2 separate regions of the Homo sapiens genome follow, and region 2 is linked to region 1. A link is a contact called in ENCODE Hi-C or POLR2A ChIA-PET data. All regions are on one chromosome and are shown on one strand. Each heading gives the region's core, a stretch centred on a gene start or an enhancer-like site at or near the end of the contact. The rest is flanking DNA. Distances are from core to core; before and after follow the strand shown. Region 1 overlaps DPF3 (double PHD fingers 3). Region 2 overlaps RGS6 (regulator of G protein signaling 6).

Region 1 (6,739 bases), core at 3,166-5,665:
TCTTCATTTCAATGTTATGAATATTGATGATGAGAACAGGAATGCCCATGTGCATGCGCGTGCGTGCACGCACGCACATACACACACACACACACACACACACACACACACACACACGCCCTACTTAATGAACCAAAGGGAAACTTTGATGTTGCTCCAGGACAAGAGGGAGAGCCAGGGGCTGCCAGGCAAGGTGCATCTTTCCTGAAGTCTTCTCCAGTCCTGCTCCTCCAGCTCTCAGCCTCTGCACAGCCACCAGGGTTGCAAAGGGAGCCTTGTGCTTGGAAAGCTACTGGCTCCGCGACCTCTCTCCTTCTCTTCCCTTCGTTCACCTATGCTTCTTTTCATGAAAGATATTTGGCAATAGTTGGGTACTTCAAAAGTCTCAATTCTGCTATCAAAGGGATGCAAAGCTTTTATGGCTAGAATGGGGTTTGTGGTTTATACGGACTTGGTTTGCCCTTCCATGTCTACTCCCCACTGAGACCCTGATTCTCCTCCTGCCCTCTCCCTTCCCTGCACTGTTTCCTCCCTTCCCTCTGCCGTGATAGATGCTAAGGAGTGGGGTGGAGGTGGGAAGTGGGAAGCAACAGTGGCGTATAGGAAAAAGAAAATATACCCCGTGCACATTTTCAACATGTAGTTGAAGAAGCCTAAATTAGGTACTAGAAAAAAAAAAAGGACAGAAACACTGCCTGATATGTGAGCAAGAGCATGAAAATATAGAATGATTATCTCAGAGCAGAGGAGGTGGGGAGCAGGTGGCTGGAGAGAGGCGGGGTAGGTAGGCAGGGCGTCCCTGGCTCACCAATGCGTCTGGTCCACATGGCATTTGGGAAAGCAGATGGGTCATGCTTTTGCAATGAATGGTCAGATGCTTAGGGGGCATTTGTGCTCCTCTGGCCAGGAAAGGGAACAGAGTCCATCCAAGCTGCCCCCCACTCATCTGCCATGGTTGTCCACCCTGGGGGTTTTTCCTCTGAAGGAAAATGAACCCATCTTTTGCCTGCCATGAATCATTGCAGGGCAGGCTGTTACTGGCTAAATTAAAACCCTTGGCAGGGCATCGACTGTGTGCGAGGCAATGCTCTAGGTCCTGTAGGGGCTGGAAAATAAACCGCATGCTGGCCTAGCCTTCAAGTTGCTTTTCAGCCATGAAATTAAGCTCTGCCAAGCAATCGTGATTGTAGGTCAAGTATCGCGCCATCACGGAAGGTGTAAGTATATGTAGGTTTCTCTGTTGAGGATGCGTGTTCCTCAGTAGAAGACAAGCAGGTGGAGGCATCCAGTGATTTCTACCCTGTGGAGGCTGAGGGGTCGGGGGAAGAAAACAGATGACCTCAGCCTAGTTGCTTTAATCTGCTTTTCCAAGCACTGGATGCCCTTGGATGACAGCATCCTCAGCATTAAAACTGGTGAACTGATGAAGTCACCTGGCCTGGAGTGTGTTGGGCAGCCAGTGTCCCCAGAGCTGCTTGTGGGTTTCTGGGGTGGAAGGCAGGGAGGTGCAACTGGCAGGGCCTGATCAGAGGCAGAAAATGACCCCCACAGTGGTCTTTTCCCTGCTAGAGAAAGCAGAGAGCGGGACTGGGGGGGTGGGGGCTTCAAGTACAGATTGGGCACACTCCACCAGACCCCAGCAAGGTCAGCTGCCCCACGCCTGTATCTGGCACTGCTGGTGTGTGCAGGGATGAAACCCAGCATCAGAGAGGTTTTCAGCAAACCTTCCATGCTCACCTTTGGCCAGGTGCTTGTCAGATCCTAGCTTCGTGCTGGCTTAGACTCTCAGTTGTTTGTGTTGACAGCATTAGGAATAAACCGTTTGTTTCATCTTTCCTTTTCTCCACACGTGTCACAGCCAGATTTCAGCTTTGAGTTATTCCCTGAAGAAGCCACACCAACCTTGCTTTCAAGCAAAATGCCTGGGCTTGGGGGAAGGTGTGTATCTGTCCATGTGTGGATGTTGGCTCAGAGCTATAGCTTCTCTGTGGGGGGTGGCCCAAGGGAAGGCTCCTCTGGGGCCCTGGATGGCACATGACTCCCAGTGAGGAGAATTCTGGTGATCTCTGTGGAGGTAGTCAGGGACACAAGGCTTGGCTGTGAGTCTGGTTTTAAAGTGCGTGACAGCCTGAAAAGCATGCAGGGGTTTGGTCCACTCACCTACTTGAAAGCCTGTGGGCAACGTTCTTTTGAGCCAAGACTTCTCTGAATGGCCCTGCTGGTGGAAGGGGTGAGGCAAAGGCCTCTGACTTGGACCCTTTCCACACCAGACTGGCAGCACTTCCCCCAGGCAGCCAGTGGTGGGCCCTGAGCCCTCAGGTCCCCAGCTCCTTGAGGGATGAACCTGGGAGCCCAAGAGCCAGTGGCTGAGCTCTGAGAAGGCTCCATCTCCCACCTGCCCTTGAGCGCGCTCTCAGGCTGAGAACACGGTCTCATCAGGCGCCTTCCTGGCCTGATGCTGTGCTGTCTACGTCACACGGTCGATTCACAAAAGCCAGAACTAGACCTCAACCAGGTCATCTCCCCGTTGCCAAGTGGGTTCAGGGTGAGGGCAATTTGTAAGCTCAATTTCTCTGACAGCCAAGACATGGAGCATCTCTGCTAAGAAGCCAAAAGAAATTGGTTTTCTTCTTCTCATTGCTGAAGCCCCTCTGTGTCTCTTCTCAGGGACAGGCTGGTCCAGTGGCTTTGGTGAGGGCGCCTCCATTTGTGAACGCTGGGATTCCTCTGGGTGGGCTTTGGCAGGTGGCTCCTATGGTAGGAAGGATGACCAGGTCCCTGGGAATGAGCTGCCTACCTGCTGCTCCACGAGGAAGCTCAGGCCTGCACAGGCTCCACCAGGCCTTGGATGCCCTCTAGTTGAGTCAGAGACCCTGGAAACACACTGAGATCTCCAATTGCTGCCTCCATTGATGTCTCTAGACCTGCAGATACGAAGCAAACCTGGGATTGCTTCTTCCAGGTATGGGCACCAGAGAGGGAAGCCACTGCAACATTTTATCCCCATCATTCCAAAATGCTTGCTTGTCTCTTTTACCTCACACTCACAACTCCTTCTGAGACTCTCAGTCATAAAGGAATGACCAAGAGAGTGGGTCTCCAGTGAGAGAAATGCCTATGAAAGAGGGTTTCCCTTTTTGCTCTTTTGAACACCCTCCCCACTGATCCTTGGGACCCAACGCCGCATTGCCTCTTGCAGATGAGGTTTTGCCTTGGGCTGCTTTGGTACTTCAGACCAGGACTGAGTCTGACACAGCTTTCATGAGGTTACAGAAAAGGGCTACAGATTTGGGAAGCTGTGTGTAATGGTCTTGAGACAATATCTCCATTTGGCCCACCCTGGCTTCTCTAAAAAGCAACGACAGCAACAGACAAACAAAAAGCTCCCACCTCCCACCCCGTTAGCTGTCCTCCTCCTTCACTGTGATGTGGTTGCGGTCTCTGTAGGTGTGTGTGCCACCCTTGTCCTCTGTCCTCTGGGGATGTGCCCTTCCCACGTGTGTCAGGTTCCCACTCTTTCGTGGTTCCTAACGTGAAGTGCTGTGATGTTTCTGCCCTGCCTAAGGAACGTATCAAGCTCTCTCAGTGTTTCAGTGTTGGAGATTGAGGCTGTGCCACATCTTCTGCCATCCTAAGGGGACATGATGGTTCTGTGATTCCCAGAGAGCTGGCAGATTGTGACAATCTCCAGGAGAACCTACAGATTGGAAGCAGCCCACACCTGATGTGGACTCCTGACCCGGGACTCACTCTTCATTCAGAAGACTGGTGGCCCACGTGCCAGGACCACCCCACCTCTCTTGCTGCCTTTTCTCCTGTCCTGATGGGGTTCTGGGAGGGAGACCTGTCGCTGATGAGATGAAGAATGTGGGGATCGAGCAGCCTTCTTCTTTGGGACCCCTCGATATCCCATGGAATGCTCGCACGTTCTCAAAGACTGAGTCACAAGCCCCTACCCCTTCCTTGCTGTGGTTAGTATCTTGTTCTGTGATTGGTTAGCAATGTTGACTACCCACGTAGTGAATCTTTTGTCTGCAATTTAGAGAATGTGTAAACAAATAAAAGGCTTTAAAACTCTTGGAAACTCTTATTTTCCCTACGGATAGTTAGGACCTCACTTGCAAATGTAGAGATCCTGTGGGGGTAGAGCCCTTTCATGTTGGGGTGTGCAGTAGGACTGCATTGTGTAAGAGAGAGAGAAAGAGAGAGAGGGAGAGAGAGAAACACGCATGCGTGTGCATCAGGCTCCAGAGAAACACTAGTGCTTTCATGGTTGCAGGGAGACTCCAGGAGCAACAAATTCCAGGTCTCAGTTGCTGCCTGGTGATGAGCTTCTGGCCACGTCATACATAGCACCAGGGAAGCCACAGTCACCGTGACAGCTTTCATGGGCACAGTGGGCAGCATAGCTTCAGGCCTTAACTGAGAGCTTCATCTGCAGGAGTAGAGCAGCTCCTTTTCTGGAGACCCCTCAGAGAAGCTCCTAGGGCATCCTGAAAGGAGCCCCCTAGATTTTCTAGGAGAAGGGAGGTTGATGAATCAGAGATGACTCACAGGAGAGGTGGGGGAATATGGTTGGGGAGAGAGAGAGACCTCTGGTGCAGGACCCATCTAGAAGCCAGCTGAGTCATTGCTTCTTTTCTCTCAGCTGCCTTCCATGAAGGCAGTGAGTTGGCTGCCCTGGGCAAGGAGCAAGAGGTATCACAGAGGACACATCTGCCCCTAGAGTCTCTAGAGTCTGCTTAGCAATGGCCTTAAAGCAACAGCCTGTGGGTATAGGACTCCTGGTCCATGCGGGAATTGGTTTCCTGAGGCTGCAAGTTAAGAGTCAGTCTCCCAAAAATAAATTTTAGATAGATAAATAAAGGCCTCTACTCTATGCTAGGTACTGGGGCTACAGCAGAGAAGACAAAGCTCTACCTCTCATGAGGCTCACAATCTTGCCAAGGAGGCAGGCACCAGACAGGTAATAGTACAACATGTGATGAACGGGGTCAAGGGGGAAATTGAGGGAACTAGAACATGAGCTCCCTGGTCTCGATCAGTCAGCGTGGTTTTAGTTGGAAGCTACTGTGCATTTTGGTAAGACACAGGTGGGCATGGCAGTGGGAAGACACCATGTCACTTTTTATTCCTCCCCTAAGTGAGTGCTGCACTGTTCTTTAATGAGTCATCCATGCGCCTTCAGCCTTTGCTTTTCTAAGCATAATGTGGGGCCGTTATTTCGGCAGAGAAGCCATTGATGGTTGCTGCGGACATGGGTCATTGAGCAGGTTGTCGAGCCATCTCTGCAGTGGGAGAGATGTTCGCATTCAGGGACCAGAGGGGAAAGGCCAGGCCTTCACCCAAAGCAGTTTCAAGTGACAGCTGGACCTGCAATGCTGAACTGCTAAATTCAGCAATCAGGGGGACTTAGGCTCATATAACAAAATCCAGGCAGCAGACGATTACACAGACACCCACATTCAGGCCTTTCATCTGCACAGAGAGCTGTGCACATTTCTGCTTTAACCCCAGGGAACCCGGCATTGCATCCTAGTCTGCTATGGTATGAATGGTATGTCCCCCAAAATCCATATGTTGAAATCTCCACCCTCAGGGTGATGGTATTAGAAGCAGGGACTTTGGGAGGTGATTATGTCATGGGGGGCAGAGTCCACATGCACGGCATTAGTGCCCTTATAAAGGAAGCCCAAGACAGACCCCTTGCCCCTTCACCATGTGAAGTTGGAGTGAGAAGGTGGCTGTCCATGAGGAGGCAGGCCCTTGCTGGACACCGAATCTGCTGGCACCTTGATCTTGGACTTTCCAGTCTCCAGAATTGTGAGAAATAAATTTGGCTTATTGTTGATAAGCCACCCAGTCTATGGCACTTTATTATAGGGGCCCAAACAGACGAAGACATTTTATCCCATCAATTTCTGAGAGAGGTCTTTTGAGAAGGCAGTAGATGTGCCATGTTCTGTTGGACCTGAGAAAGTTAACTATTATAATGCAGCCCAGAAACTGACATTGCCCTGAGTCAGAGGGATGGAGGAGGGAGGGGGTGTTAGTCCATTTTGTGTTACTAAAGGATATGCCTGAGGATGGGTAATTTGTAAAGAAAAGAGGATTATTTGGCTCATGGCTCTGCAGGCTATACAAGAAGCATGGCACCAACATCTGCTTCTTGTAAGGACCTCAGGAAGCTTTCAATTGAGGAGGAGCAGGTGTGTCACATGGTGAGGGAAGGAGTGAGACAGAGAGGGGGAGGTCCTAGACTCTTTTTAACAATCAGTTCTAGTGTGAACCAATAGAACAAGAACTCAGTCATTACCTACCGCTGGGAGGGCACAAAGCTGTTCATGAGGGATCCACCCCCACGACCCAAACACTTCCCACTAGGCCCCACCTCCAACACTGGGGATCACATTTCAACACGGAATTTGGTGGGAACACACATCCAAACTATCAGCGGGGAAAAGTGGAAGGATCCAAGTTATGTTCAAGCAAACGCAGAGCAGAACGGCCTTCCTCTGCTTTTTCCCTGGGGAGAGGAAAAGGCTTGGAATGGTGGTGGAGTGAGGTGGCGAGACCTAGGAAGAAGGGACCAGTGGGATAAGATGTTGATGAGTGGCTCAACACCCGGCAGTAGTGGGAGTCTAAGGGGTGGGGTTGCGATAGAGATATAATATGGTTTCCCCTCCCTGGGTTGGCAGAAAGGCTACTGAGAGAGGAATCAGAAGTTCTAGATCTTGTC
Region 2 (5,938 bases), core at 652-3,151, 50 kb after region 1:
CACACACACACACACACACACACACACACACACACACACGTCCACAAAATCACCCCATCAGCAACCTTATCTGAATCTTCAAGTGCACTAAACTTAGCCTGCAGCAGGATACATTTATACTTGGCTAAGGAGTTTTTAATCAGATTTTTAAAAAATCCAAGAGGGTTATGGTGTCAGTCTTTGAAAATCACTAAGAATGACTACTCCTTTGTCTAGACCAGGTTAGGTACAACAATAGCTCTTAGAAGGCAGAGGCTGACCTTCAAGGGCTCCCCCCAGCCCCGGGTTCTGTGGCACACACCCAGCGGTGACTCTCCTTGAGTGCCCTTTCTTACATAGAGTGTGAGGCATTTGTCACTCGGGAATGTGCCTTCCTGGGGCAGGCCTGAAGGCAGGAAACATGGGGGTGTGGGGCATCCTTGCTGGGGAAACACGGGGCTGCTGAGCCTAGGGGCCTCCTTGTGTGAGAGCTCTTACAAACCTCCCCTACCCCCGGTTACCTATGTCCATCCCTGTCCTATGAAAGGCACAAAGGAAGTTTGCTCTCCTTTTAGGTGCCACTTATTGCTGTGATAACCACCACACACCAATATCAGGTCCTCCTCCTCCTCCCATCCCTCCTTCGCCAGGGCCACAAATCACACATTATGTACCCAAATATATATGTTCTGAGTTTGCTATCCACAGCGTTTGGGGCTCTCATTTAGCTGGTGGATGGGAAAAAAAAAATCACTCAAGCTTCTGAATAAGAGTCTGTTGCCAATGAGTACATTCAAAGCCCAGAGACAAAGGAGGTGAGGTTTACCAGTTGCCCAAACCTTCACTGCAGCCTCATTCCTATTAACAAGGTTATTTTGGCTGGAGAGGGGACTGTGGGTTGAGGGAGGTTGGAGATTCTATTTCTGGAGGATTATGTGTCTATTTGTTTTAGGTGAATTTGGCCCTGAGGCTTCCATACCCTCAACCCTTCCCCTTTCTACAGAATGGGCTGGGCTGGGCTGGGCTTGAAGGTGCTAATTATTCTCTTCCTGACTAAATCCTGGAGCTCAGCCTCACCGCTCTGACTCCAAGGACCTGTGGCCAGCCTGTCACTGCCCGCTCCTCGCTTCCCCCGACTGCTTTTATTTCCCAGGATTTCAGGGTAGGATGGTGCAGCTGACCAGCTTAGGGGCCACCCTTGGGATTGTTCCCAACCTCTCAGCAACCCAGGCGGTGCTGCTTGGCATTTTTGTCTCCCTCTCCCCACTCCTGCTTTCGCGCATTTACCAAATGCCAGCTTGCTGCTAAAGATGGAGGTCATGAGGGTTCAGGTCGGCTTGAGAGGCAGCTCAGCCCAGCTGCAATCTACTCGCTACCCAGTGACCTCCCGCGTGAGTGAGGGCAGGCTCAGACTGGAAGGCGGTTAATCATGCAGGATGCGGGCATGGGTAGATGCCTGGCCCGGGGCTTTGGGGAAGAAATACTGCAATCACACTTGCTCAGCAGCTGCTTCCCTTCTGAAGAGCTGAGACTCCTGTAGTTTTCAGTGATCAAAGTGAAATCTGATAGTAGAGGCTACCTGTGTTCAGAGATGAGCTGCCCCAAAGTGCATGCCCCTATAGGCTTGCAGGAAGCTCCCGAGGAATCCGCTGTGCCCAGAGAGAGGGGAGCTCCTGCCTGTACCCTCCAGGGCACTGCCCCGTCTCTTTACTCTCATCTCTGTCTCCAGTTTGGATGATCCTGAAGGAACCACTTCAGAAGGGGAATGGTAATTCTGCCTGCCTGTGTCTGGCATTTGCATAGTTACAGAGGAAGCAGGTTTTTTTCAGGGTGTGAGTGTGTAATGTTCCTCAGTGTTGGTCAGTTGGGAATGGATCATGGTGCCAGGAAACCGCAGCCAGCTCAGCCCGAGGCCTTGGCGTAGCTGAGCGAAGCAGCTGAGGATGGTTGAAAATGCTATTAGCAGGCAGCCTTTGTCCAAGTGAAAAAATATACAGTGATTAAGAACTGAGCTGCAGAAGGTACATTCCAGAGACACCAAAGCTTTGCATACCGACAAAGTGCTTTTCACCTTTGAGACATTTGGCAAAGTGTAATCCAGTAGAATTTGGGATCCTTCAATTTCATGGACCATGGGCTCAGTGCTGGGTTCACTAACACCCACACATTCAATTCCCACCCTCCGCTCTGATTAATCATTTCAGCTCTGTGGCCATCTTGATGGCTAGGAGCCTGGAAGAAGGTGGTCATGGAATCCTTTGTTTTCTGAAAGGAAACACACAAAAGGAATAGCCCCCTTTTGTGCAGTGAGAAAAATCAACATGCTGCTTGACATGCTGTGGCTCTGTGCATTGCACTTCCACATATTAATCAACAAAGCATGCACTATCTGGGTTACCAAGAGCTTTTGCCACTTACTTACCTGGGAGACTGATGCTAAACTCTTTCTTTGGCTGGGAGGAGGGCTGTGGCTCAGAGAGTAGCCCTGGGGGTCAGATTGGGGCATACTGGGGGACAGCAGAGCCAAGCACTAGCGGCTCAGGGAGGATCTTTTTCAATGCTAAGAGAGTAAAGACATCTGAGCTTCTGATGAGATTCTTTTGCTGATCTGCTCAGATGAACTAAGACCGAAGTTACAGATCTCAAGTCTGCCAAATCAAAATCCAGGCTATTATGGGGGAAAGAAATCAACCACGGTTGCCCCTGGGGGAGAAGGATGAAATTGATTGGAAAGGGACATGAAGGAGCCTTCTAGGGTGATGGGGTATACGTTACACGGGTGCATACACTTGTCAAATTCATTGAGCCATGTACTTCAGGTCTGTTCATTTTACCGTGCATAATTATATCTCAAAAGAAAAAAAAAATTAGGACAAAAAAAAGTCCCAGCTATGACATCTATGCCTTGGAATTTCCCACTCCTTACCCTTCTTCAGTTGCTGGGCCCATCCCTGGGTTTGGAGAAATTCAATGCTTCCCCCTCCAGTACAGGAGGAACCTGGATTCCTCTGTTGGGGAATTCGAACTCGCAACAGAACTAATGTGGAACACTATTTCTAGCCTCCATTGATGCAAACGGATCCCTTTGGTGTGACACACAGGCATTTTCCATCCCTGCTCATGAAAAATCGTGTTTCGTTGAATACAGCTCACCATGCAACTTAGCAGGCAAGAAGTGGAGGCCCCAGAGAGAGATGAGTCGTGCTCTCAAGGAGCCTGAAGGTCACCTTTGAATAGATGGTGCTCAAGTTCATAAAGGATGTATACGTGTGGAATTAGAGGCCTGGGGTGGGGTTGGGGGAGACTTGCTGAGGATAAGGGTCAGGAGCCCAAGAGCCAGGTGGAAAGGTAGGGGATCCTGGCTTGGGTTCAGCAGGATGGGAGAAGCCAAAGGCCTGCCTGACTTCATCGGGTGACTCCCGGAAGGTTGCTGCCCCTGGTGCTCCTTCTCCACTGAGCAAAGCAAAAGAAATGATTTTAAAAGGGAATGCAAAGAATTCCGTGGCATCTTCTTCCTCAATGATGTCTAAAACTGGGGAGAGAGAGTGCAGTCTGAGATGTCGGAGAAACGCTGGCAGGGGATGGTGGGAAAATCCACACTTAACCTAGAATAATTTCAAAACACTTTTTAAATTCTCTATTTCTTATCACCCTCTATTAACTCAACTCTGTGAAACAAGGTGGGGCATAGGAAATGGAAAAACCGGGCTATGGAACCCGTTATGGTTCCTCCACAACAGAGGTAGGTCAGAGCAGCATGGGAAGGAAGAGAGGCCATTCCTGTCTTTCTCACCCTTCCGCAGTGAGGAGGGGCGGGAGCCTGTGGCTGACCCATTCCTGGGGTCTGTGTTACTTGTAGGGCCTTGGCAACCTTCCTCAACTCTCGCAGGGGCTTAAGGGCATTTTATGTGGTTTTAAAATATTTTTTTATTTGACCCCTTTTAAATAGGAAGCTATATCACAAACATAAAACAATACCCCAATTTTTTTAAAAAAGTCAAGGGATAGATGAAAAGTGAATTAATCAAAAAAGAGACGTTCACTGATTAAAGAATTAATAAATGGTACATTCATGAATACTTAAAACTGAACCTGTTTAAAAAATAATAAATTTGATCAAAATAAACGTAATGGATTTTTTTTTCTTGCAACAGCACCCCCCACCCCGCCCCCCCGACCCCTACCTTCTCATGTACAGTGGTATAAAGACTCAGGCTGTGTGTGGTGTAAACACTCAGGCTCTGCCTGGTAAACACTGGGGATGGAGGAGGTACCCAGCAGTCACGTCTTCTGAAAGCAATTCCCACAGAATGTCACTGGGACCACTAGTAGGCTCAGACACCTTACTCTATCCTGTATTGGTGATATGGTTTGGCTCTGGGTCTGAACCCAAATCTCACTTCGAATTGTAATCCCTATAATCCCCATGTGTTGAGAGCGGGAACTAGTGGGAGGTGATTGGATCATGGGGGTGGTTTCCCCCATGCTATTCTCGTGATAGGGAGTGAGTTCTCATGAGATCCGATGGTTTTTTAAGTGTTAATACACACTCGCTCTCTCTTGCCTGCTGCCAAGTAAGACTGCTTCCCTTTCCACCATGATTGTAAGTTTCCTGAGGCTTCCCCAGCCATGTGGAACTGTGAGTCAATTAAACCTCTTTTCATTAGAAATTACCCAGTCTCAGGTATTTCTTTATAGCATTGTGAAAATGGACTAATATAATTGGCAACTACCAGTGCTTTAAAATATTTTAAAAAGTTTTTGAATCTACAAAAGAAGAGTTGCCAGTTCTCCTATCTGGATTAAATGTAAAAGGACCCACCTATCCCCTGATCTCCCATGGGCCTGTTTGATGGAATGGCACGGGTAGCTCATGGACCCTCTCTCCTCAAGTGCCTTGTTCTTCAAATCACTCAGGCCTTGACAGTGGCATGGTGGGAATGGTCCCCCACTAGGTACACAGGTAGCTGTGAGGACAGTTACTAACAAACAGCCACCTGCTGATGGACCATTGAGCAACTATTGTGTGTCTGTCAAGCATGCGAGGCATTTTACAAGCACCCGCACTTACTTATGTCCACAACATGCTTGCCAGTTAGGCATTTCTATAAACTCCACTAAACGAACAAGGAAACAGACTCAAACGGAGTTTGAGTAACTTGCCTGGGAGTGCATGGCTAGTCAGTGGCAAAGCTGAGTTGGTCGGCCTTCACGACCCATGCCCCTCTTACTTTGCACATGGCTGTCACTCTCAAGGAAGGAGGCAGATGGAAACACTCAGGGATGAAGGAGTCCCCTGTGCCCAACCCGTACTGGGCAACCTCTCTGGGCAATGCAGGGTGATTTTCTCAACTTCCCTGAGAAAAGAACTTAAGTTCTTGAGCATGCTTGAGCTTATCTCAGGCAGGTTCTATGCTGCGAAGCGGCTTCCCCTCATCCCATTTGGAAATCCTGAGAGAAAGGAGGTGCCATCTGCTGGCTGACAAGCCTGGCAAAAGGGGCTTTTGGTTACTGCATTGAGCTGGGGTGCAGGTCACCATGGCTTGGTGCATGTAGATTTCAGGTGGTAGCTGCTGGACAGGCTGGGTGAACCCACCGTTCTGTTTGTGGCCCTGTGTTACTGATGCTGATGCCTCTAGGAACACACATGGCAAATGCCCCAGGGAGGACAGGAGCAGGTGTGATGTTTCCCTTTCTAAGGTGGGGCAGGCAGGGTGGCCTTACTCTAATGAAAACCAACCCCACTTTAAATCATTCTAGGCCAAGTGCCTAATTCGGGGTGCCCAGCCAGGTGGAGGAAGCCCTCCCTGCTGGTGTTCCTGGCATCTCTGACCCTGGCCTCACCATGCTCATCACTTTCTTCTGCCTGTCAGTTTTGCTGAGTGATGGGGGACCTTTCTCCATGGCCCCCCAGCTGTGCAGGGACAAATCCGGAGCTGGGTAGGGATGGTGGGAGAGA

What was found. Hi-C counts contacts between places; a loop is a spot of excess contacts on that map. ChIA-PET counts read pairs that join two places held with the same protein, here RNA polymerase II (POLR2A). Pooled maps may share reads with other maps.
Region 2: a map of mammary epithelial cell shows a loop between it and region 1 (3-fold over the local background). The contact joins two enhancer-like sites. A Hi-C loop is called at or near these places in 4 of 168 maps with a recorded cell type or tissue (Right ventricle myocardium inferior, gastrocnemius medialis, left cardiac atrium and 1 more) and 1 of 50 pooled maps. POLR2A ChIA-PET finds 5 or more read pairs at or near these places in 6 of 52 experiments (BJ, GM10248, WTC11 and 3 more).

What each region holds. Positions count from the first base shown.
Region 1 is chr14:72,606,372-72,613,110 of GRCh38, reverse strand. It overlaps DPF3 (double PHD fingers 3), which reads left to right. Exons shown (of 11, transcript NM_001280542.3): 11 at 1-4,077. It also overlaps a transcript of RGS6 not described here. Among named protein-coding and RNA genes, the nearest start is that of MIR7843, 93 kb to the right of the region's middle. Within about 2 kb of position 4,415, at least 4 of the 41 ENCODE cell types and tissues checked have a DNase peak (open chromatin) inside an H3K27ac peak, as active enhancers do.
Region 2 is chr14:72,554,899-72,560,836 of GRCh38, reverse strand. The region is part of intron 17 of RGS6 (regulator of G protein signaling 6); the gene reads right to left. Among named protein-coding and RNA genes, the nearest start is that of MIR7843, 41 kb to the right of the region's middle. Within about 2 kb of position 1,901, at least 6 of the 41 ENCODE cell types and tissues checked have a DNase peak (open chromatin) inside an H3K27ac peak, as active enhancers do.